2 separate regions of the Homo sapiens genome follow, and region 2 is linked to region 1. The links are chromatin contacts, found by Hi-C or POLR2A ChIA-PET in ENCODE. All regions are on one chromosome and are shown on one strand. The core of a region is the stretch at or near the end of the contact, and the rest is flanking DNA. Distances in the headings are between cores, read along the strand shown. Region 1 overlaps TRPV3 (transient receptor potential cation channel subfamily V member 3). Region 2 overlaps TRPV1 (transient receptor potential cation channel subfamily V member 1).

Region 1 (2,700 bases), core at 80-2,579:
GATTACAGATGTGAGTCACTGCACTCGGTCTACTTTGTATTTTTTAAGAGCACTTATCATTTCATATCATAGTATATAAAATTCTTATTTATAGTGCTTATTACCGATGGTCTCTCCCTGTCTAGAATGTAAGTTCCATGAGGGCAAGGATCTCTATTTTGTTCACTGATACATTTCAAGTACCTAGAACAGTGCCTGATGTAGACAGTAAGTGCTCAATAAATGCTTGTTAAGAAAAAATAAGGCAAGTGACTCACATGAGGTCACACAGCAAGCCTGGGACACGACCAGCTCCGGACACCAGGTCTTCAGCTGCCTCCCCTCTCCTCGCCCCACCCAACAAATGCTTCCCAACACCAGGTCCAACCAGCTCCTATGCAGGGCAATGGGGACACACGATGAACTGGACAAGACCCCGTTTTCCAGGACACCCACACCTGGACACGCAGGGCTGCCCAGAGCACAGACTAGCTAGTCCTGCTGATTAAAAAACCACCCAGAAGATAGTCCCAGCTACTCAGGAGGCTGCAGCATGAGAATCGCTTGAACCCAGGAGGCAGAGGCTGCAGTGAGCCAGATGGCACCACTGCACTCCAGCAGCCTGGGCAACAGAGTGAGACTCCATTAAAAAAATAAAAATAAAAAAAATAACACCCAGAAGAGAAAACAGATGGGTGATCATCAGTCAGGCAAGACTGGGTGGCAGGAGGGGTCTCCTCTGCAACAAAGTTACACAGAGAAATTTTTGTGTGTGACGGAGCCATTTGTTCCCTGTTCTGACTGCAGTGGTGGTGAACCAACTCGACGCACTGTGAAAATGAACAGAACTGTCCTCTAACACGGGTGACTTTCACTATATCTAAATTATGCATTTCAATTTTTTTTTTTTTTCCTAGAGCATCCTAACCCCAATTGCTTCTGGACTCTGTGACTTGTGAGGCAGGGGAGTTCTGCCCTCTCACTCTCGACTCCCTGTCTGCAGTCCTGAGATGCACTGGGCCCTGGCACAGAGGTCAGAGCTGGAGGCCAGGACACCTAAGTCAATGCCCTGCTACCCTGGGGCAAGTCCTTTCCCTTCACAGAGCCATCTCCTCGCCTGTAAAATGGGGCTGCCTCCTCAGCCTCCCTCCCAGGTCTCTGTTCCCTCAGAGAGCTACCCAGGACAATGCTTCTAAGACCACCAGGTGACACCACCGGAACATGGACTCCTCCCCCAACACCTCCTCCCAGCCCCTCCTTCTCTGGTCCACCCTGGTGTCCTGCTCAGATGGACATGCCCAGCCTCCTCCCCTCCTGCCCCTCTGGGGCACCAGAGCTTCTTAAGGCAGGGACAGTGTGGGTGGAGCTCAAAGCGGGGTGGCCCCTCCCTTCCTCCCTCCTTCCTTCCTTTCTCTCCCTCCGCCCTCCTTCCTCCTCCCTTCCTCCCTCTCCCTCCTCCTTCTCCCTTCTGTCTCCTGCCTCCCTCCTCCCTCCCTCCCCCTCCTTACTCCTCCTCCCTCTCCCTCCTCCCTCCTCCCTTCCTCCCTCCTTCCTGCTTCCCTCTTCCTTTCTCCCTCCTCCCTTCCTTCCTCTCCCTCCTCCCTTCCTTCCTCCCTCATCCTTCCTGCTTCCTTCCTCCCTCCTCCCTCTCCCTCCTCTCTCCTTCCTGTTTCCCCCTCCCTTCCTCCCTCTCCCTCCTCACTTCCTTCCTCCTTCCCTCTTTCTTCCCCCCTCCTCCCTTCTTCCCTCCTTCCCCTTCCCTCCCTTCCTCTCCCGTCTCCCTCCTCCCTCCTCCCAGACTCCGCACCGGGCGGGGGCGGCACCCACCGAAGTAGAAGCCTTCGTGTTGGTACTTGGGGTTGAAGAAGGCCCCCTTGGCGTGCGCGTTGACGTCGGCGCCGGCGGCGATGAGCAGGGCTGCGATGTCCCCCTGCCGCCGCTCGATGGCGATGTTCAGCGCCGTCTGCCCTGCGGAGCGGGCGGGGACGCGCGGGAGCCTCAGCGCCGGGCACAGGGGCCTCTTGCCCACCCGCTCTGGCCTCCATACCCTCCCCGAACCCACGGGGAGATCAGAACCCTGGTCTGTGTCGCCAGCTACCAGGAATCCCAGCTTTGTTCTTTGCTTCCTTCATGCCTGCGCGGACCCAAGAAATGTTTGTGGAGCGCCTGCTCCGGGCTCCGGCCCCAGGCGCTGGGGGTCAGTGGGTGCCCAAGACGCAATCTCGATTATTTTCCTCAAGAAGCCCGCAGTGTCACTGAGAACGAGGTGCTACGATTCAGAGGGGTGCAGGAGCTGCGGTACCCAGAGCAAGGGCCCTTCACAGCCAGAGAGCGTCAGGGGGCTTCCCAGAGCTCTCTAACCTGGGACCTCAGAAGTTTAGCGAGGCGGTGTGGGGCCAGCTCATCAGCCAGGGCAAGAGGGCAGAGCTTGTGCTAAGGGCCAGAGTCACAGACGGCCTTGAATTAGGAAACTGGCAGGACGAGAATGTAGGGCTCGGTGCATGGGTGTTTTCAGACCTCTCTGGCTGCAAAAGTGGAGGATGCGTTAGAAGCAGCCGAGACCAGTGAAGGAAATGATGAGGCCTGTAATCCCAGCACACTGGGAGGCCAAAGCAGGTGGATCACCTGAGGTCAGGAGTTCGAGAGCAGCCTGACCAACATGGTGAAACATGGTCTGTACTAAAAATACAAAATTAGCCGGCCGTGGGGGCGCATGCCTGT
Region 2 (2,700 bases), core at 1-2,500, 69 kb after region 1:
TTATCTGAACAGCACCTTCACGGAGTGATTCCACTAAAACTCTCGACATGGTGGCGGGGACAAGACCTCAGGGCTGGCCATCACTGCCATCAGTGTGGTTTTCTGGGTCATCATTTGAAACAGGATGTTCTTGCATTTATGTAATGATGTACCCATTAAAACTCCTTGTGAGTAGAAAAGTTTTAATGACTTCTGGGAGGGAGGGTGGTTTTCTAAGTTCAGGTTTGATGGGAGCGAGAGGCAGCTCAGGAAAGCGTCTGCGGACGCGCCAGCCAGCGGCTGGGCCAAATCTGGAATGGCAGATGCTAAACACCGCCACCGTCGCTAATGGTGACAGTTTTCTCTTAGTGTTACCACTAGGGGGCACATTGACTTAAGCTGAGTTCTTGACATTAAGCTGAGCTCTTGACACTGGCCATCGGAGACAAATTTCTTTTCTTCACTCACCTGGGTTCCTCTCAAGATTCGAGCCCCAGCCGGCCTCAGTGGCTCACGCCCGTAATCCCAGCACTTTGGGAGGCCGAGGCGGGTGGATCGCCTGAGGTCGGGAGTTCGAGACCAGCCTGGCCAACATGGAGAAACCCCGTCTCTACTAAAAATACAAAATTAGCCAGGCGTGGTGGTGCATGCCTGTAATCCCAGCTACTCGGGAGGCTGAGGCAGGAGAATCACTTGAACCCAGGAGGTGGAGGTTGCATGAGCTGAGATCACGCCATTGCACTCCAGCCTGGGCAACAAGAGCAAAACTCCATCTCAAAAAATTAAAATTAAAATTAAAAAAAAAAAGAAAAATACCCTCCTTCCTGCATTTCGTCTCTGTGTTCCTGTCACCGGGTGCCCAAGAGTCTAAAAGACCAGCTTCCGTGGAGGGCAGCGGTCTGCGAGCCGGTCAGCACCCTCCAGAAGTGGCTAGAGCTTGAAGTCTGAGCTGGGGAGGGGTCAGACACCCAGTCAGCACAGAACGCTGGAGCCCCGCTCTGCAGAGCTGTGTTCCAGGGCAGGGACTGGGAACAAGAGGGACGAGGGCCAATGGAGGGTCAGCAGGTGGGTAGAACCTGGACCTTGGATGGAAGAGGCCCGCGTGTGCTAGATGCCGGCTGTATGGACTCCGGCTGGTAGCTGAACCTCTGGGTCTACTTCTTCCTCCACAAAATTACAGCCAAGAACACCTGCCCTACCTGCTTTACGAGGCTTTTCTGGGATTAGTCAGGATAGTGGGTGTGAATGGGCTCTGAGCCTGGTAAAGCTCTAGGCAGGCATGAGAGATGACTGCTCTCATCTTCATTATTTCAGCCTGAGGACCACATCTGCTGACTGCTGAGCTGTATCCGGCCATTAGCTCGAAGTTATGACTAATTGTTTTTTAATGAAAAAAACAAGGTTTGCTTAATGTTTGATGAGTCACGCAAGTGAGCATCTCTGTATCAGGACTCTCCCACTTTCAAAGACTTGGCCTGTCCATCTACCTGTGGCTGAGGGGAGAGGCCAGGTGAGACCCTCTCTCCTGAGGGCCCACCATGTGCTATACAAATCCCCTAGCAGAGCAGTAGGGTCAACAGGGTGGTCTCTGCGCTCAAGAAGCCCACGATGGACAGGAAAGGAAGATGTGCACAGGCTCTCTCTTGACACTAGGCAGGGCAGGGCACCCTGTAACAGGCACAGGCCAGGGGCTCTGGGGCCAACAGACCATGCCAACAACAAATGTTGAGCCGGGTCTTGGCCTCCCCTGCAGTTGTAATCAGATGGCGTATGTGTCACCAGGGAGGCCCTTTGCAGAGGGCAGATGCCATTTGGGCTGGGCCTTGGACAAGGAGAAGGATTCTGCCCCACAAGGAGGACATTCCAAACATGGGCCTTGGCATGAGCTAAGGTGCAGGAGGACAGGGCTGAGGACACCTAGGCACCTGCTCTCAAAGAGCTTTCAGTCCACTTCAGAAGAAGAGAAAAATAGGCCAGGCGTGGTGGCTCATGCCTGTAATCCCAGCACTTTGGGAGGCTGAGGCGGGCGGATCACCTGAGGTCAGGAGTTTGAGACCAGCCTGGCCAACATGGTGAAACCCCGTCTCTATTAAAAATACAAAAATTAGCTGGGTGTGGTGGCAGGCACCTGTAATCCCAGCTACTCAGGAGGCTGAGGCAGGAGAACTGCTTAAACCCAGGAGGCGGAGGTTGCAGTGAGCCAAGATCGCACCACTGCACTCTAGCCTGGGCAACAGAGGAAGACTCTCAAAAAGTCTCAAAAAAAAAAAAAGAAAAAGAAAAAGAAAAAAAGAAGAAGAAGAGAAAAGTAGAGAACATGAAAGCCACATACACATGATGTGGACGGGGTCAAGGCCCAGAGGCAGGCAGTGTGTGGCGGGAGGAAAAGCAGCGGCTGGTGGGCTGGAGTCCCCTACCCTGCCCTGAACTGGGTCTGGCCCACCATCTCTCCAGGCTGTTTTACAGCCTCCTGTCTCCCAGAACACCCTTCCTCCAATCCAGCGTCCACACTGTCAGCTACACTCCCAAGGCCCCAGTCCTCCAAACCCCACTGTCTACAGGAGACAGTCCAATCCCCTCAGGCGGGCATGCAAGACCCTTCACAGTCTGCCCAACACGTCCAGCCACAACTCCTATAAACATCCTTCCATTCACACTATGACCAAGTTACACCAATTTGTCACACTCTGGACATGACGATCACTTTAATGTAAACACATT

What was found. A loop is a pair of places that touch in the nucleus more often than their neighbours do. ChIA-PET counts read pairs that join two places held with the same protein, here RNA polymerase II (POLR2A). Pooled maps may share reads with other maps.
Region 2: a loop to region 1 is called in a pooled map, with 4 times the contacts of the local background. The contact joins two enhancer-like sites. A Hi-C loop is called at or near these places in 2 of 168 maps with a recorded cell type or tissue (heart left ventricle and sciatic nerve), 1 of 37 single-sample maps with no recorded cell type and 3 of 50 pooled maps. POLR2A ChIA-PET finds 5 or more read pairs at or near these places in 4 of 52 experiments (H1, RWPE1, endothelial cell of umbilical vein and 1 more).

Annotation. Positions count from the first base shown.
Region 1 is chr17:3,533,767-3,536,466 of GRCh38, forward strand. It overlaps TRPV3 (transient receptor potential cation channel subfamily V member 3), which reads right to left. Exons shown (of 18, transcript NM_145068.4): 7 at 1,807-1,947. Among named protein-coding and RNA genes, the nearest start is that of TRPV3, 23 kb to the right of the region's middle. RefSeq lists a silencer at 1,983-2,032. Within about 2 kb of position 1,330, at least 20 of the 41 ENCODE cell types and tissues checked have a DNase peak (open chromatin) inside an H3K27ac peak, as active enhancers do.
Region 2 is chr17:3,602,366-3,605,065 of GRCh38, forward strand. The region is part of intron 2 of TRPV1 (transient receptor potential cation channel subfamily V member 1); the gene reads right to left. Among named protein-coding and RNA genes, the nearest start is that of TRPV1, 5.7 kb to the right of the region's middle. Within about 2 kb of position 1,251, at least 3 of the 41 ENCODE cell types and tissues checked have a DNase peak (open chromatin) inside an H3K27ac peak, as active enhancers do.